4 separate regions of the Homo sapiens genome follow, and all the other regions are linked to region 1. A link is an interaction called in ENCODE POLR2A ChIA-PET data of the cell type or tissue named here. Cell type or tissue: CD4-positive, alpha-beta T cell. All regions are shown on one strand. Each heading gives the region's core, and the rest is flanking DNA. Links, peaks and the distances in the headings are about the cores only.

Evidence for each region. Peaks named below come from ENCODE experiments on the same cell type or tissue, not always from the same donor. Only the 100,000 strongest peaks of a DNase experiment are listed, where the experiment ranks them.
Region 2: POLR2A ChIA-PET joins it to region 1 with 13 read pairs; 4 of 35 experiments call an interaction of 5 or more read pairs at or near these places.
Region 3: POLR2A ChIA-PET joins it to region 1 with 10 read pairs; 5 of 35 experiments call an interaction of 5 or more read pairs at or near these places.
Region 4: POLR2A ChIA-PET joins it to region 1 with 33 read pairs; 5 of 35 experiments call an interaction of 5 or more read pairs at or near these places.

What each region holds. Positions count from the first base shown.
Region 1 is chr7:1,937,951-1,942,573 of GRCh38, reverse strand. The region is part of intron 16 of MAD1L1 (mitotic arrest deficient 1 like 1); the gene reads left to right. Among named protein-coding and RNA genes, the nearest start is that of MIR4655, 96 kb to the right of the region's middle. RefSeq lists enhancers at 1,806-1,905, 1,926-1,975, 2,096-2,185, 2,024-2,609, 2,606-2,655. In CD4-positive, alpha-beta T cell, for the core only: no CTCF peak of the experiment used is centred there; DNase peaks (open chromatin) are centred at 673, 1,943, 2,863, 3,283 and 1 weaker place; H3K4me3 peaks cover 3,022 bases; H3K27ac peaks cover 2,030 bases.
Region 2 is chr7:2,097,399-2,102,021 of GRCh38, reverse strand. The region is part of intron 11 of MAD1L1 (mitotic arrest deficient 1 like 1); the gene reads left to right. Among named protein-coding and RNA genes, the nearest start is that of SNORA114, 11 kb to the right of the region's middle. RefSeq lists an enhancer at 1,514-1,563. In CD4-positive, alpha-beta T cell, for the core only: a CTCF peak has its summit at 2,502 (motif pointing right); DNase peaks (open chromatin) are centred at 1,611 and 2,311.
Region 3 is chr7:2,029,027-2,033,649 of GRCh38, reverse strand. All of the region lies in intron 12 of MAD1L1 (mitotic arrest deficient 1 like 1), which reads left to right. Among named protein-coding and RNA genes, the nearest start is that of SNORA114, 58 kb to the left of the region's middle. RefSeq lists enhancers at 195-874, 1,557-2,238. In CD4-positive, alpha-beta T cell, for the core only: no CTCF peak of the experiment used is centred there; a DNase peak (open chromatin) is centred at 2,359.
Region 4 is chr7:2,035,615-2,040,237 of GRCh38, reverse strand. All of the region lies in intron 12 of MAD1L1 (mitotic arrest deficient 1 like 1), which reads left to right. Among named protein-coding and RNA genes, the nearest start is that of SNORA114, 51 kb to the left of the region's middle. In CD4-positive, alpha-beta T cell, for the core only: no CTCF peak of the experiment used is centred there; DNase peaks (open chromatin) are centred at 2,007, 2,052 and 2,627; H3K4me3 peaks cover 1,193 bases; H3K27ac peaks cover 825 bases.

The DNA of each region.
Region 1 (4,623 bases), core at 357-4,356:
CAGGAGTGGTGCTGTTTGTATAGGACATAGGGCCGTCCTCCCATCCCGACACTCGGCTGCCCTGGAGACGGGCCTCAGCACAGGGCTCCCATTACCCCTGCACTTCCAGCACCTGCTGAAATGTGTGGCGCGCGGGCTCCGAGGCATGGAATGGTGTGCCTGACTCTGCGCTGCCCAGGCTGTGGTCACAGCAGCAGGCTGGAAGTTTGGCTGTCGCCCCCAGCCACCTTGGGGCACGGTCCTGTCTCACCTGGAGCAGAGGTCCTGGGCCCCCAGGGGCTCAGGCGTGGCCTCCTTCTGGAGGGGCCGGGAATGTCCCCTCCACTTGCTGAGTGTTGGCCCAGGAGGCTCCTCTGTGGGATGCCAGCTGCTCCCACCATGAGTGGCAGCTCCACCCCTGTATTCACAGCTGTGCTGAGGGCATCCAGGGCCTGGAAATCATGTCAGATGGACAGACAGGTGTGCGGGTGGATGGACTAAGGGAAGAAAGGAAGGATGGCAGGAACGAACGCGTGGAGGTCAAGAGCCTGGCCCAGAATCACGGTGGGGACGTGAGCGGGTGGGTGGTGCCCAGTCTGCCCCTCCCGTGCTGCCTCTAGGGGCTCTGCCTTCTCCAGGCGTTAGGCAGGGAAAGTCCCCTGAACTTACAGAAAGACGACTAGGTGCCTGGAATGTTGCCATCTGCACAGAGCCCTAGCGCCTGTCCTCCCACTTCCCTCGCCCTCCTGGGAGGTGGGTTCTCCACGCCACCAGTTATGGAGCCCAGGCTTGTTCTCAGCCCTGGTCAGCGGTGCCATCGCAGGTCGCTCCAGCCCCAGCCGCAGGTGCCCAGTGAATGCTCTCCGTGACCCAGGGCCTCCTGCTGCAGGTGGAAGCCGGGCCACGGGAACCTGCGCCGACCTTGGCCTCACACTGTGGCTCCGGGAGAGCAGGACCTGGTGGTGCATGCGTAGCGGCTGAGGAGGACAAGCCTGGGGGCTGGTCCCAGCCCGGACACGGTGGCTTTGCACACACCAAGCCTTCGCCCCCAGCGGGGCCAGCAGTGCAGGGCGCTGCACTGTTGGGGGCCAGAGGGTGACAGGATTGGTGTTTAAGAAGAACTTCTCAGTTTTATCTTTTCTCTGTTTTGATTTGGTTTCCTTCATCTCTACTGGCTTGGGCTTTTGGTCCTTAAATCCTCTAATATACAGAATTGTTTCCTGGACCTCAAGCCCCCCATCAGGGGGGAAACCTCATCCCAGGATGATGGGCCGGTCGTGGGGCACCCTGGCTGGGGGCTGGGGGCTGGGGCTGTGCCTCTGGCTCTCGTTCCTGCCCGTGGAACGTTGAACGTTGCCAGGACATCCACCCCGGGGAACTTGACGTCCTCAGGCACTGCTGGGTCCAACGCCAGCGCTGGGCGCACCACCGCTGACCCCCGACCCCTCCTGCAAGTCCCCCTATCTGCTAAGTAGGAGGATGCTGGGGCCAGGCGAGGCCTTGCTGGGCAGCCTCTAGGATGGTCACTACCTCCTCCCACCTGGAGGTCCCTTCAGGAGGTCCGCGGTGTTGAAGCCTGGGGAGGAAGAGGAGGCTGAGGCCTGGGAGAGGAAGAGGAGGGTGAGGCCTGCGGGGGGAGGAAGAGGAGGGTGAGGCCTGGGGGAGGAGGGTCTCACTGCTCTGGGTCAGAGGAGGGCTGAGTACACGCTGTGCGGCCTGGTTCTTGCCAGGGGTCAGCTGACTACAGCCCCGCCTTCTGTGCAGCCCCTCAACTAAGAACCGTTGTACATTTTTGAAGGGTTGAAGAAAATCAAAAGAAGAATATTTTGGGACACACGCGGGTTATCTGAAATTCAGATTCGTGTTTCCGTGCCCGCAGCTCCGTCAGCGGGGCCCATGCTGGCCTTGTGTGCCCTGCGGCTTTCTGGGTGCAGTTGCAGCGCTACGTGGTTAGGACGGGGGCAGGGTGACTGCACAGCCCCGTGACTGGCTGCTCTCCGCAGGAGGCGGCCCCACCCTCTGCCCACATCCTCCCTGGCTCCTCGAGGCTCCGTAGGATGGTGAAGAGGTTGAGATGCTGTCCAGCCCACAGAGGCCCCGGAAAGCCAGTGCCGCCCGTCAGAGGGGTCTCCTGAGTGCGTGTGGGTGGCTGGATTCTGCATACTGGGTTATCTTAACCCCGGCTGTGAAAACTGGATGAAGTAGCAATCCTTTCAACCCCAAGAGTCTGTGATTCAGCCAGAGTTACAAGATGTCTCTTCATCCTCTGAGGTTTACAAGGTTCTCAGAAAACCTGTGAAGAGCTGCGCGGATCCTCTCCTGCCCCGGCCCAGCGGCAGGGCTGCCGCCTCCCTCTCCCCTGGGCCTGAGTGGGTGGATTTCCCCTCCCCTCCTCCTTCCCAGGAGAAGCACAGAGGGAGCGGCCAAGCGAGCCGTGTCTGCAAACCCCGCTTCCCTCTGCGGCGGCCTCTGCCATCGTGCCATGGGGCCGGAGGTCCCTGGTCCAGGTCAGCATGTCCATCTCCACTGGCCTCTTCCATGAGGGGGGTGGCAGGGCCAGCAGTTAGCTTGTGTGACGTGACGTCAGGGGGATGTCTTAGAGTCCGGGGTGGCACCAGGAGGGGTGAGGTCTCTTCCCTTCTTCCCCATCCTCTCCTCTCTCCCTGTTGGAGGCACATTCTGGGCTCTGGGACCACGATTGCCCATGGCTGATGAGCTCCAGCCCAAGTGAGGTCCCCAGGGTACAGCCCAAGCCAGGCCTCGCCGTCCTTCGGGGACTTGGAGAGCAGTGGCCCACAGCAGCCTGAGCTCTTGGGAGGCTGGAGGCTTACTGCGCCCGGTCTCTTCACCCCGTGGGGTGTGTCCACACCGGCCTCTCCTGAGAGCGTGGGGTGATCTGAACACAGGATGTGTTTCCCTGTTCCCCTCTGGGAGATAGGAGAGTGCGTGGGCAGAAGCCCCAAGGGTGGCAGGAACTCATTGCCAAAGGGGAGGAGGCCATTGCTATGCGTGGTGCTGGCCTGGCTTGCTGGGTCATGTCTGTGCCTGACATGACCCATGTCATGACCATGGTCATGTCTGTGCCTGACATGACCCATGTCATGACCATGGTCATGTCTGTGCCTGAGGGACCGGGTGCCCATCCAGTCTCACTGCCCCACAGCTCACAGCCACAAGCTGCAGAATCTCAGCACTTGGCGGGAGCCCTGGCCCGTGTGTGTGCGTGTGTGTGCGCCGCTGGCTCCAGCCCTGGCCTGTGTGTGTGTGTATGTGTGTGTGTATGTGTGTGCGTGCACCGCTGGCCCCGGCCCTGGCCCATGTGTGCGCGCGCCTCTGGTCCCGGCCCTGGCCCGTGTGTGTGTGCCTCTGGCCCTGGCCCGTGTGTGTGTGTGTGTGTGTGAGCGCCTCTGGTCCTGGCCCTGGCCCGTATGTGTGTGTGCGCCTCTGGTCCCGGCCCTGGCCCGTGTGTGTGTGCGCGCCTCTGGCCCTGGCCCGTGTGTGTGTGCGCGCCTCTGGTCCCGGCTCTGGCCCGTGTGTGTGTGTGTGTGCCTCTGGCCCCAGCCCTGGCCCATGTGTGTGTGTGTGTGTGTGTGTGCGTGTGTGTGCGCCTCTGGTCCCGGCCCTGGCCCGTGTGTGTGCGCCTCTGGTCCCGGTCCTGGCCTGTATGTGTGTGTGTGTGTGTGTGTGTGTGCGCGCCTCTGGCCCCGGCCCTGGACTGTGTCCGTGTGTGTGTGTGTGTGTGTGTGTGTGTGTGCCTCTGGCCCCGGCCCTGGCCCGTGTGTGTGTGTGCGCCTCTGGTCCCAGTCCTGGTCTCTGTGTGCGTGCGTGTGTGTGTGTGTGTGTGTGTGCGTGCGCGCCTCTGGCCCCAGCCCTGGCCCATGTGTGTGCACCTTTTCATATGTTTATCAGCTTTTTGGGTGTCTTTTTGGGAAGTGTCTGCTCACATGTTTTGCAGATTTTTAGAGTGGGTTGTCTGACATGCCCTTGGTTATTTCTGACATGCCCTTGGTTATTTCTGACATGCCCTTGGTTATTTCTGACTTCTTCGTATGTTCTGGATCTGAACCCTTTCTCAGAAATGTGATTTTCAAACAGCACCTCCTGCTCTGTGGGTGCCTTTCCACTGTTTCAGTGGATGAAGTTCTTAATTTCTATAAGGTCAGTTGTACTCTTTTTTTTTTCTTTTACGGCCAGCACTTCCTGAACCCTGTTTGAGTAACCTGTGTCTACTCCCAGGAGACAGAATGTGGTGGAATTGATGTTTGTGTGTGATGTGAGGTCGGGGTCTCAGGTGTGCAGTGACCCTGCACCTCCCTGCCGTGGGCGGCTGTTGTTTGTGTGTGGCGTGAGGTCGGGGTCTCGGGTGCGCAGTAACCCTGCAGCTCCCTGCCGTGGGCGGCTGATGTTTGTGTGTGGCGTGAGGTCGGGGTCTCGGGTGCGCAGTGACCCTGCACCTCCCTGCCGTGGGCGGCTGATGTTTGTGTGTGGCGTGAGGTCGGGGTCTCGGGTGCGCAGTGACCCTGCACCTCCCTGCCGTGGGCGGCTGATGTTTGTGTGTGGCGTGAGGTCGGGGTCTCGGGTGCGCAGTGACCCTGCACCTCCCTGCTGTGGGCGGCTGATGTTTGTGTGTGGCGTGAGGTCGGG
Region 2 (4,623 bases), core at 465-4,464, 160 kb before region 1:
GGAGGGTCCAAGGTCAGCGAGGCTGTGTGATCTGCCCACTCCCACCCATGGCAGATTCAGACCTCCAGTCAGGGTCTTCCCAGCTGCAGAGCCCCCTGTGTGCACTGGACTGCACTCCTCCTTCTCCTGCCTGGTATGTGTTTATCCAGCATGTGTCAGGCGTGGGCCAGCTTGGGCTGTGATGGTGACTGAGACAGCTGTGGCCCTGTGTGCACGGAGCCAACAGTCTAGTGGGTGAGCAGCATAGAAGCTGTTCACTTTGGTGAGCATGGAGCCGGTAGTCTGGTGGGTGGCAGCATAGAGGCTGCTCACTTTGGTAAGTTGAGGGAAGAAGCGTCTTTGTTCTTTACTGGCTCTCAGGGTCCAGGTGCACAGCCTCCTGGATGGAGGCCCTTTAGGAATGGAGCCCCAGTCTCACGCCAGGCACCCGGATGGAGACCCTTTAGGAGTGGAGCCCCAGTCTCCTGCCACCCACCTGGATGGAGACCCTTTAGGAGTGGAGCCCCAGTCTCATGCCACCCACCTGGATGGAGACCCTTTAGGAGTGGAGCCCCAGTCTCATGCCACCCACCTGGATGGAGACCCTTTAGGAGTGGAGCCCCAGTCTCATGCCACCCACCTGGATGGAGACCCTTTAGGAGTGGAGCCCCAGTCTCATGCCACCCACCTGGATGGAGACCCTTTAGGAGTGGAGCCCCAGTCTCATGCCACCCACCTGAATGGAGACCCTTTAGGAGTGGAGCCCCAGTCTCGCGCCAGGCACAGTGGCTGTGGCCCTTCCCCCCAGGGCAGACCCCATAGCACAAAAGCCCGCATCCTCTTTGGTGTATGAATGTTCCCACAGTGGAAACTAGGGTTTTTCCAGTCCCTTGTGACAAAGGATTATGAGTTTTTTCCCATTGAAGGGGAGCAAGTTTCTGAGGGTGGGAAGGAAGCCGTTGAAAACAAATTGGCAGCACTCCCCCCATCCTCTTGCTGATGGGGAAAGTGGTTAATTAGGTGATTTTTCTCTTCCCCTGACACGTGCAAATGAGGCTTCGTTAATAACTGCACTGTTACAGAAATGATACGACTTTAACACCAACGTCAAGTTGTCAGGCGTGTCTGCAGAGTGGAGGTGGGGGGCACTGGAGGCCCCTGCGCCCCTCCCGACAGGAGTCATGCTGGAGCCGCGCCTCCAGTCGCTGGGGCTTGGCCTTGGGCAACGAGCTGTTCCCCTCCCACCCTCCAACCCCCTTCAGGGCCAGCTTAATTATTTAAAACTGATGATAAAAACAGAATGAGCTGCCAAGATGAAGTGATGATTTGCGGCCAGGACCTGGGGCTTGGGTGGACGCGGCTCCCACTCTCCCTGCTTGCTGTGTGCTGGCCCAGTGCGGCCGTTTCCAAGGACGCCTTCCGGTTTGCAGCCAGGGCCCAGGACACGGACAGCATCTCTGCTCTCAGGTGTCAGGAGGCCTGCAGATGGTGCAGGGCCCGCTCAGGGCTTGTCCTGCCAGGACGAGGCAGACGCGCCGGGTGGGCAGGTGGGTAGGGTAAAGCAGAAGCAAAGCGGCAGTACCACAGAGCAAGGCACCAGCATTGTAATGTCTGGAGTGTGGCACCCCCTCCAGGAAGCAGGTGCTTCACGCTCAGAAGCGCCTGGCTGTGGCATGCTTCTTACTATCTGTCAGAAGGCTCAAGGTCAAAAGGCCGTGCTTTCTGCCATAGAGTTTCAAGAGTAAAGGAGAACGCGGAGATCTAGTCAGCTGGGATTCCTAGCTCTGCTCAGAAACAGGCTGGGCTTTGAGACCTTTTCCTCCTCATTTTCCCTGCTGGTCTGGAACAGAAAGTACTTGCAGCTGACTGCGCTGGCCGTCGTAAAGCAGTGTGCACCTGTCTCTCAAACCTCAATGGTTGCCTGGGATTTGCTTCTCACCTATGTCCTTATCCATCAACAGGTAGTTATTAAATGCCCATGTCCCTGAGACGGTTTTGGGCTTTGTGTGGCTGGGGGCGAAGTGTAAGGAATGACCTCTACCTGTAAGGAGCTCACAGCCAGCCCCTTGGCTTGAGCTGTGAGAAGTTTGAAAATCCATGTGCTAGGTTAGCCCAGATGACACCAAGAGCATTGGTGCTGGTTCTTCTGAGTCATGCCTGGGGCATCGAGGGCTGGGCTGGTGGGAGGTGACTCCTCACAGTCGGCAGCCAGTCCCACTGGGGATAGTTTCATGGCCAGAATGGCCTACCAGGGGCTCCTCCCTGCAGGGTTGAGAGCTCACGCCTGAGGACTGTTCACAGGAAGCCACGGCCCGGGTGCTTCCTGGGTCTCGGGTAGGAGTACCTCTTCTGAACCACGTCTAATGGGTTTTTTGAAGAGAAGAGAAATGAATCTCCCAGTGCTGACTTCTGAGATTCGGCTGTCTCCCAGCCCGATGCGCTCACTTCCGTCCACGCTCCCGCCTGGCCTCTGGGTGGCGGGTTGTTAGTACAGTAAAGATTGCTAGCTGTCTCTTTTGCAAATCTAAAATGAGATTTCATTTTTTTAAATAAAAAGAAAAAAGTGCTTGAACATTTGCAGCTGGGAGATAGCACAGATTAGAAACATTACTTATCTCTGCTGCACAAAAGAAGGCAGCGAGAGAGGAATAAATTGCTGTTGAATGCTAACGAAGCCAAGGCGGCAGGGGCTGCGGGAAACAACTCCTGTTGAGGAACAGAGCGAGCACCTGACCTGCACCCTCCACAGTGGGCCGGGCGCCGGAGTGCACAGGGCAGGCGGGGCTGTGGGTCCAGGTGAGACAGGCTGTGGCTGCTGCATGTTGACCTGGCGGTCGGGGTGGAGTCTGGTCACCAGTGTTAGCGGTGCGTTGGGGGATGCTCCTTCCTGGACCATGGGAGGCTGTGCTACCACTGCGCTTAGGAGCCTCAGTGAAGCTCACCCTCTTCAGCCACGTGCACTGGGGTCACTTGTGTTTCTGTCACCCTTGCCACCCATCGTGTCAGGAGGCCTCCGTGTCCATGCCAGGGTGCCCTCCATCCCCAGACATTCCGGCACCTTCCTGTTGTTTCCTCTATAAGAATTCCCACCTGCCCTCTTGGCTTAGCAAATTCCAGCTCAGCCTTTGAGGTCCAGTTCGAGTAGCGTCTTTTCTGACCCCTTTATTTGGCCCTCCAGGGGCTTTCCTTCTGTTCCTCCATTTCCCCTTGGGCCCACCTCTGGGGACGCCGGGCCTTGGTGCGTGATGCCTGGCGTGTGGTGTGAGCCCTGTGGTGTGTAGATCTTCATTGCCTCTGGCTCATGCCGGGCAGCTATCGGGTGTGGTAGTGCGCTCCCTTGGGCCTCCTGGAGCAGTGGCAGCAGGCGGCTCTTGCATGTGCCGTGTCCTCCGTGACCAGGGCTGTGCTGGATGGACGTGTCTGCCGTGCTGTGCTCCCTGCCCATTTGTTTGAGGGGGCCGTCCTTAGCGTAGCCTTCCTGACTTGTTAACCAGGCAAGAGACCATACACATGATGGCTTGGGTGACTGCTGCTGCGTACGGCATGGTTGGTGGGACCCCAGGCAGCAGGGGAGAGGGACCCTGGCTATTTGGATCTCTGCGGTGAGTGGGAGGGACTCTTGCCCACTTTGTGTCTGGTTGTCACAGGGTTTAGGGCCCGAGGTCTCTTGTTCCTGTCTGGACTGAGCACCTGGGTCCCCGTGGCGTGTGCTGCGCAGGCCTCATCTGTGGACGGAGGGTGTTTGCCATGCGCCTTCTGCGCAGAGGCCTGGTGTGTGACTGGCGCTCTGGTGCTACGGGGCTTTGGCAGAGGACGGCGCTGTGCAGTCAGCCCCAGTCCTGGGGCCTCAAAGACTCAAGGTCATTTTGAGTCCTCCAAAGCAAGGTGATTCCAAGTGTGTCTTCAGAGTCTGAAGTCGCGGGCGTCCTCACTGATCTGTCCTCTGTGCCCCGAGAAGACAGAGCTGTGTGGCATGGAGCCGCCGCATGAGTGATTCCGCTGCCTTCCTCCCGCTGGAGGTGAAGCTTCCTCTCAGTTCCGTCTTACTTTGATCCAGTGCGACACCGCGCTGCTGAGCGTGCCCTCCCCGTTGGTCTGGGAGACCTGAGTGCAGAAGCCTACAGCAGGGGCACCCCTTCTGCTTTCCCGGCCCTCGTCCCTTGCTGAGGAACACTGCCCAGGCATGAGCCTCAGAATGGGCTGAGTCTCGATGCAGGCGCTGCTCCCAGGGGTCCCAGACGCCTCTGCAGCCTCAAGGCCTCACTGTCTCCCTTCCCCACTCAGCACCACTCCCTGCTGGTCCGGGCAGCCCCTGCTGCTGCTGTGTGTCTCTTGCCTCATCCCCTGTGCCAGGGGCGTGCCCTTCTGCACCTCCAGAGGCCTGGTGCCCGTGGATGGCCGGCTGTGGCTGTGGGTGTCCGCACCTCCTGCTGCCTGGGTTCTCACCCTCATAGCTTCTCTAGGTGTGAGAAGCACTTTCTCATTCACTGCCTGGCTCCCAGCTTGGGTTCCTTGGCATTCTCGGACCCATTGTTCCTCGGCCCCATTGCTTTCTCAGTGGTGTGGACTGAGATGAATTGGAGCAGTCGCCTGTCTGAGGCCTGGGCGGAGTGAGACCCCCTCCCCAGGTGTCCCGGCTCTGGC
Region 3 (4,623 bases), core at 344-4,343, 91 kb before region 1:
CAGGTGAGGAACGGGTCTTAATGAATTTTGTGTTTGTCAGTTACGTTTCTTCTGTTGATTGTTGATTTTTCCCAGTTTTCTATTACCGTGTTAGTGATTTTCCTATTGATTTGTAAAAGGTTTTCATGTATTTGTGGCACGTTTTCCCCAGTTTGTCTTTTACCTTTTGTGTTTTTAAGTGGCGTTTTGGGACCCACGGAGGTGTTGGTGTGGCGAAGCGTGCTGGTCTTTCTCTGTCATTCCTTCCACTGCTTCGGGGCCCACAGCCTTTCAGGGCCTTGCTCCATGGAGTATCCATCTTGTTTCCTTTAGTTCTAGTGCAGTGAAGCAGGCGAGGGCAGGGGTGACCGGGTCATCTGGGCTGGTTCAAACTGGGGCTCCGCACCCAGGTGTTCTGTGCCCCCGGGGTGCGTTACTCACACCTGCAGCACCCGGGCTGTCTCTGTGAGAATGGGATGATCGAAGGGCCCACCTCCTGGCCAGCACAGGGCCTGGCACGTGGTGCCTGGCTGGCGAGTGTATGAGTGGGGTGCTGGGCTGGGAGCGTGAGCTCTCGGAGTTCTGCGTCTGTTTATCATGGCCAGTCAGTGGCAGCGTCAGCTGGGTGTCCTCAGCCCACGCTGCTGTACCCCAAGAAGGCAGTAGACACGTGATACCAGTGGGCTGGGGGCATCTTCTCAGCTGGTGCCCTCTCCACGTCCTTCTGCGGGGGCGCCTTGCCCCCCTGCCCCATGCACACTCTCCCTGTGTGCAGAGTGGGTCTTCCTTCCTGGTGTGGGGCTCCCTGAGTGCCCTGCCTGTCCTCGCCTGTTCTTACAGTGCTCACGTCTGCCTCCCTCTCCAGGCTGAGTTCTGGGAGAGCAGGCCGGCGCCACCCCCCTCACCACTTGCTAGGAGCTGGCCTGACCCTGGTGGGAGCCCACAGCCCTGGGCGCGAATTCAAAATGCCAGAAGCAGCACAGGGTCCCTCGAGCCTGGTGGGAGGTACTTCCCATGGGCGAGTCATCTTGTTTTGAATTCTCCTCATGCTGATTTCTGGCCCCACTCAGCCCAGCACAGCTCTGAAGGAGACGAAGGCAAGGCCAGCTCTCCCCAGCTGAGATGAGCTTTCAGTTGAGGAAGGACCCTGATGTCAGAGCTGTTTGGGTAATGGCCTGCCCCTGGCCATGGATGTGCACCAAATCTTTTCAGGACTCGTGGGGTCACTGCTGCCCGGGGGCTTTAGGTAGCTATTAGAGCCCAGGGCTGGGCAAGCGCTTTCCCACCTGCCCGTTAGCATGATGGCCAAGAGCCCAGGCTCGGCTTCACGGAGGCTGGAGACCTGGGGCGCGCGCCTTCCCCTGGAGCCTTGTCCTCATCTGAAAGGGAGGACTCCAGCCTGCCTCAGGAGGTGGTTCCGAGGACTGATTGGCTGATGGTTTCACTCGTTCATTTTTTAATTGAACACACAGTTCCTGAGCACCTGTTCTGTTCCAGGCACTGGACAGGGACTGGGGCCGGGCGTCCCGCATGAATGAGGGGTCAGGGAGCTGATGCATGGAAACTCCTTGGCACAAGGCCCGGAGTGTGCCTGGCACCCTGGGCACTGGCTGCCTGCCTGTTACCCGTCGGTGGAGAAAGCCACCTAGACTTTGCAGCACTGTAAGATTTTTGAACTGTAGAAGACCAAGTCCATCTAATTCCCTGTTTTGCTGATAGGAACGCTGGAGGCCTAGAGAGGAAAGGAACCCGTCTGACTGCTCAGGCTGAGTAGTGGCCCCAGAGCCGTGACTCCACTGTGCTGTCTGTTTCCCACGTTGCCCTGCTCTCCTTTCTCCCTGTCCTGTCAAATAAACTGCACTCAAAATAGAGCCATGCGGCACAGGGCCTGTCTCAGGCCCATGGCCCCATATCCGCGTGGGTCAGGCATGCTGGCGAGACCTTGCGAGGGTCACGTCCTCCTCCCTGGTGAGGGGCCGTCTGCAGCCACTGTGGCTTGGGTATGGCTTCCTGTCAGGATGGTCCCAGTGCCCTCCCAGATGTGCACGGCACCCACGTCGTCATAGCGCAGGTGTGAGCAGCTGCTGTAACAAGGCTGGTGCTGGTTCAGGTGGATGCTGGGGAATGCATTTATACAGCGAACACAAATGAAGTGGAATTTGTCATAGAGCAGTGTGAAATGTAAGTAAAATTGCCTCGGGAAATCATAATTGATTCCACTCCTTCCTACAATAGGTGTTGTAGAGCTTTTTATCAGAGGTTGAAATTGTAAAAACCAGGCTTGCTGGTGGGGAGCCCAGAACAGCCCCTTTTCCCCCTCCCCCACAGCTACACGTGGGTGGTGGAGGCCAGTGGGGAGGGTGTGACGGCAGGAAGCCAGAGGAGGAGCTGGCTGAGGGTAACCCCAAGACAGCTGTGGGGCAGGGAAGGGAGCGTGCTCTGTGTGCCTGGTGCAGCTGCAGGCAGAGGGGTGAGTAGTGGGAGAGGACCCCGTGCTTCCTCTCTGAGCGGCCTGGTGTTCAGCCTCCTGCTGCCTTCAGGAGAGCTCGCGTAGGTGCAGTTCATGGAGAATGCACAGCTGGCTGCTGGAGGGAGGATGCTGCTGAAGGCTGGGGACCGTTTTTTCTCCTGGGGGCTCCTCCGAATCCAGTCGCCCAGCAGAAATAGAGCTTTGTCAACAGTAAACCGGGTTTATTGGTCAGATAAGATAACCTTGTAATGAGACTTGTGGAACTTGAGGCAAAAATGAGGAAGAACAGAGAGGATGGAATGGGAACAAGGGAGAGACATGGTATCATCAAGCTCTGAGCAAGGTTGGCCGAGAGCACCAGGCGCAGGTTGGGGGCTGAGGAGGACAGAAACGCGTCTGACAGCAGGGCGCCTCCCACGGGGCCCCGGAAACCCTCGCTGACCCACAGTATTGCCCTTCAAAACCTGGTCATTGGTGCCCATTACAGAGAACCCTTTCATCGGGAAAAGAGACCGTTTCTCCTCATTCTCAGTTTCCTCTGCCGGGGCGGCGTCTGGTTTGTTTTGGAGGCATTTTCGTCAAGCGCAGATGGGCAGGTTCCACTCCTGCGGGGTCCGGCCACCTGTCACTGGCGCCCTGGCTTACCCAGGGGCCTCTGCACATCAAGGCTGTTCAGGGGCCCGCGTGTAACAGGCTCTAATTAGCGTAAGCAAGTGAATTAGCCTTATCTGTTCATGAAAGAAGTGAAGCAAGAAATGCATTTGGTGACACTTTGTCAGTGCTTTGTTCGAGCTGCTATACGGAAATTATTAATAGTAGAATTGCATTCTGTTACAATCGCCCTCTAATTCAGTCACCATCCATTGAACTGGACTTTTTACCCAGTTAGCAAGGTAATGAGTTTGGATGACTCTGAAAACTTTGTGACCTCCACCCCGGGCGTCACTGTGGGCTGGGGGAACCTCCTCAGGCTGTGTGTGGACCTTCCGTGGAGCGCGGGGCGGGGCGTAGCGGACATGCACCTGTACACAGCTCTGGGTTCCGCGTTTCTGGGGCACTCTCTGCCAGCCAGGGGTGCCCTGCAGAAATGAGGCTAGGATTACACGGGGAGCAGCTTGGGCCAAAGACTCGATTTCCATCTGCTCCCTGAATGTGGTGAGCCCGGTGTCCACAGGACTGTGTAGGAGGGGACAGCCAGCATCTGCCCTTTCCAGAGACCTTTCTCCTGGCACTCGTGTCTGGGCGCTAGGGATGATCTTGTTTCTGTTCCTTGGATTTTTACTTCTCTTCAGCTCCATCTGAAGCTTTTCCCCTCTCTCATTTCATTGTAATCATAACTCGCACATCAACCTCAAATTACCCTCTATCAATCACTCTCTTGCCTAGAAACTTGCTGGGCTCCTCCTCTTCTGCTGCCCTGGGTGTGTCATGCAGAGTGCCCTGCGCCTGCCACCAACTCCCACCGCCCTTGCTCTCCCACTGCCAGAAAGTTAGGCCTCCAGGCCTCTGGAGTCCGAGTTGGGCTCACGGTTCCATCTGAGTGTGTTTGCCCTGAGCTGTTTGTAAATGGGACTTACAACCACAGCCAAGCTCTTCAAATTATGGAGTTCCGTTTAAAAAAAAAAATTACTGCCTTTTAATCTTTTTATTAGAGCATAACAGACATACAGAAAGTGCTTTGTCCTGAGAGTACATCTTAGAGGGCTATGATGAAATCAGTCCATCCATGTCTCAGCTCCACGGTCGGGAACACGGTGTCACCAGGGCTCCCAAGTTCACCTGCCGGCTCCTCCACCTCCCCCAAAGCCCTGCCTTCCCGATTCTCACACGCCAGTTCTGCCCATTTAAAAATGTTGTGAAATGGAGCCATGCAGCGTGTAATCTTTCGTGTTTGGTTTCTGTTGCTGTGTTATTTCATTTCTATCTTATGGGTATATCACGTCATAATTTTTAAAATTTTCTGTGAATGGGCGTTTGAATTTCTTTATTTCTTGGCTACTGTGACTAACACTACAGAATGGGAGATTATATCATCTTTTGTTAGGTATTTGTATTTCAAATGTCTCCTCTCATTCTGTAGCAGCTTTTCACACTCTAAACAGAAATTCTTAATTTGAATGAAATCTAATTTATCAATCTTTACCTCCCTTTGTGGTTGTGATTTGTGTGTGTCC
Region 4 (4,623 bases), core at 288-4,287, 98 kb before region 1:
TGGGTCTACTCAGGTTGTCTGTGTTTCTCTTGAGTCAGTTTTGGTAGCTTTTGTCTTTTCAGGAGTTTGTTCATTTCACCTCCGTTATTAATTTTCGGCATGCAGCTGTTCGTAGTATTCCTTTACAGCCTTTATCTCTGGAAGGTCAGCTAGTGTCTCTTTCACTCCCAACTGCAGTGATCTGCACCCTCTTTCTTGTTTCCTTGGTTGGCCCAGCTAAAAGTTTCTGTCAATTCTGTTGCTATTCTCACAGAACCAACTTTAGGCTTGACCGATTTCTTTTATTGTTTTTGTGTTCTTTATTTCACTTATTTTTGCTCTAATATTTATTATTTCGTTCCTTCTGCTTGGGTCAACTGAAGTTGGACTCCATCAAGATTAAAATTTTTGCCCCGTGAAAGTTCCTGTGAAGAGATGAAAAGACAAGGTAGAGATAAAGAGGAACTATTTGCAAGCTTCATATCTGACAAAGACGATTTGTTATCTGTAATAGATGAGAAAACTCTCAAAACTCAGTAATAGAAAAACAAAACAGACACACCTAATTAGCAAACAAGCAAAAGATATAGACAGACCTTTTTACCAAATAACATATACAGATGACAGTTAAGCCCGTGGAAAGATGTTCAACATCATTAGTCATGAGGGAAATGCAAGTTAAAACCACAGTGAGGTGTCACTGCACACCTGTCAAAGTTCAGAAACGGACACCATCAGATGCCAGTCAGTGTGTAGAGAAACTCCATCTCTGGTGCCTTGCTGATGGGAGAGTGACAGGGTGCAGCCACCCTGGAACCAGCTCGAGGGTTTCTTAAAAACTGCACTGCAGCTCCCATATGACCAGCAGTCGCATTCCTGGGTGTCGATTCCAGTGAAATAAAACCGAGGTTCGGACAAAACCCGACAGAGGACTCTTCCTAGCAGCTTTTGCATAATGGCCAAAAACTGGAAAGAATTCTGATGTCCTTCGGTGGTGATGGTTAAACAACGGTAGTGCCTCCGTCACACAGAGTAATACTCAGGACTAAGAAGGAATTCACTGTGGATAAACATACTTGAATAGATCTCCAGGGAGTTTAGCGGAGCGAAGAGCCCAGTCCCTGAAGGTCGTGTGCTGCATGATCCCATTTGCATGACGTTATTAAAAGGCTGAAGTGATAGACAGCCTGTGGATGGCTGCCGTGAGTTACGGAGACGCACAGGAGGAATCGTGGCTGTGAACGGACAACCCGAGGGGTTTTTGTGGTGATGAAATGTGCTGTATCTTGACTGTATCATTGTCGGCATACGGGTTGTGATACTGTGCTGTAGTTGTGCCAGATGTTGCTATTGGGAGGAACTGGATGAATGCTACTTGTGATCTCTGTATTATTTTTTATAGCTCCAAGTGAATCTGTAATTGGATCAAAATAAAAAGCTTAGATCAGGCACAGTAGCTGATGCATGGAATCCCAGCACTTTGAGAGGTCGAGGTGGGCGGATCACTTGAGGTCAGCAGGAGTTCGAGACCATCCTGGCCAGCATGGTGAAACCCTGTCTCTACTAAAAATACAAAAAATTAGTGAGGCGTGGTGGCACACACTTGTAATCCCGGCTACTTGGGAGGCTGAGGCAGGAGAATTGCTTGAACCCAGAAGGCGGAGGTTGCAGTGAGCCAAGATTGTGCCACCGTGCTCCAGCCTGGGTGACAGAATGAGTGAGACTGTGTCTCAAAAAAAAAAAAAAAAAAAAAAAAAAAAGTCATCAGCTTCATTATCTCCTAACAGCATCAGCTTGTCCTCTGAAACTTTGAAGGCAGGGATCGACTTCTCCTCTGTAACTGTAAAAGCCCTAGACGGCATCTTCCAGCAGAAGGCTGTTTTATGTGCACTGCAAATCTGGTGTTTAGTGTGGCCACCTTCATTGGTGCTCTTAGCTGGATCTTCTGGAGAACTTGCTGCAGCTTCTCCGTCAGCACTTGCGGCTTCACCTTGTACTTTTATGTGATGGGGACTGCCTCTTAATGTAAACCTCATGAACCCACCTCTGCTAGCTTCAGACTTGAATTCTGCAGCTTTCCCACCTCTCTCAGCCTCGTGGAACTTGCTCTGACTTAAGGGAATGTTGGGGCTGGTTTGATCTATCCAGACCACTCAGACTTCTCCGTATCAGCAATAAGACAGTTTCACTTTCTTATCGTTGGTGTGTTCAGTGGAGCAGCACTTTTAATTTCCTCCAAGAACTTTCCCTTTGCATTCACAACTTGGCGAGCTGTTTGGCACGAGAGGCCTGGCTTTCGGCTTATCTTTGCTTTTGGCACGCCTTCCTCACTAAGCTTAATCCTTTCTAGCTTTTGGTTTAAAGGAGAGACATGCGACTCTTCCTTTCTCTTGAATGCTTAGAGGCTGTTGTAGGGTTATTAATTGGCCTGATTTTAATACTGTTGTGTCGCCCAGGGAATAGAGAGGCCCAAGGAGAGGGAGGGAGGGAGATGGCTGGTCAGTGAAGCAGCCAGACACAAGCAGCGTTGGTCGGTGAAGCTTTTGCCGTCTGAGGAGCATAGTGTGTGGCGTCCCAGAATCAATGACAGCAGTAAGATCGGAGACCGCCGATCACAGACCACAACAGACATAACAGTGATGCAATGTCGGAAGTACAGTCAGGACGTGGCGCCCCAGAATCAATGACAGTAGTAAGATCAGAGACCACCCATTACAGACCACAACAGATATAATAGTGATACAATGTCTGAAACGCCATGAGGATTACCAGATGTGACAGAGCCGTGTAGGGAGCACATGCTGTTGGGAACATGGTGCCTCGCCGAAGGCAGGACGGCCACAAGCCTTCCATTTGTAAGAAGCACAGTATCTGTGTAGTCCAGGAGAGCAAGGCGTGCCTGGGTCCATGCTGGCTCCTTATTGTGGCCAGCACACTGTGCTCGTGTAAGATGTTAACAGTGGGGCACCTGGGTGTGGAATATGTGAAAAGTCTCTACCATCTTCTCCATTCTTCTAAATCTAAACCCGTTCTAAAAAAAAAAAAAAAAAAGAAGAGTCTATTAAGAAGACAAAGAAGGAGCCGAAATTTCCACGTGGCAGAAGGCACTGGAACCGGTGAGATCTGATGTGTACCTGGGCCTGATCCACGTTTGCTGCATGGCTGGACACCTTCGTGGGCGCGTGGAAGCTCATGCTGTGGGGGGAGCTGTGGGAGGAGCATGCGGCAGGTGGAGGTCTTCTGCGCGTGGGTGGGCACGCGGAAGCTCGTGCTGTGGGGGGAGCTGTGGGAGGAGTGCTGGAGGAGCCCTGGGAGGAGTGTTCAGGAGGCGGAGCGTGCCTCGTGCGCGTTGGTGGGTATGAGTGGCGTTGGTGGGATCTAGCTGACCACCTCCCACCTGGTTGGTCTGCATCTGTAGACAGCTTAGTTCTTAGGATTCTAGGTACCCAGTGTCATTTCCGACACCTGCTTGGGCTCCCTGTACTGCCAGGGCTGTTGAGTCTTTACAGCACCTCTGATCAGGAGCCCTGGCCTTGGGGAGGTGGGACAGGCACACGTCTGGGTTGCTGGGTTGCCTTTAGGGGTAAGCTCTTCCTTTTGTCTTCTGTTCAAAAGAGGGCCCACAGTGGATTCAGGCCTCTGATTTACCACTGCCTGGAGCTTGGGGAATGCTCTCCAGTGACAACCTGGGCTTCCGTGGGATTTAATTTTGATATATTGGCCTTTGTGTGTAGGAAGAGTCCAAACTCACGACCGGATGGATTGTCCTCCTCAGACTAGACACTTCATCCAGAGAGGACTCTGAGCCAACCCTAAGGGATTCAGGCTGGAGCTCTGGTTCCCCGCACGGAGGTGGCGCAGGAATGCATCGTCCTCCCCTGTCCTGACTTGTCAGCGCTCCTGCGCTCATGCCTGGGAGCCTGGACCCCAGCTCTGTCCCGACTTGTCAGTGCTCCCGCGCTCATGCCTGGGAGCCTGGACCCCAGCTCTGTCCCGACTTGTCAGTGCTCCCGCGCTCATGCCTGGGAGCCTGGACCCCAGCTCTGTCCCGACTTGTCAGTGCTCCCGCGCTCATGCCTGGGAGCCTGGACCCCAGCTCTGTCCCCACTTGTCAGTGCTCCCGCGCTCATGCCTGGGAGCCTGGACCCCAGCTCTGTCCCAACTTGTCAGTGCTCCCGCGCTCATGCCTGGGAGCCTGGACCCCAGCTCTGTCCCGACTTGTCAGTGCTCCCGCGCTCATGCCTGGGAGCCTGGACCCCAGCTCTGTCCCGACTTGTCAGTGCTCCCGCGCTCATGCCTGGGAGCCTGGACCCCAGCTCTGTCCCGACTTGTCAGTGCTCCCGCGCTCATGCCTGGGAGCCTGGACCCCAGCTCTGTCCCGACTTGTCAGTGCTCCCGCGCTCATGCCTGGGAGCCTGGACCCCAGCTCTGTCCCGACTTGTCAGTGCTCCCGCGCTCATGCCTGGGAGCCTGGACCCCAGCTCTGTCCCGACTTGTCAGTGCTCCCGCGCTCATGCCTGGGAGCCTGGACCCCAGCTCTGTCCCGACTTGTCAGTGCTCCCGCGCTCATGCCTGGGAGCCTGGACCCCAGCTCTGTCCCCACTTGTCAGTGCTCCCGCGCTCATGCCTGGGAGCCTGGACCCC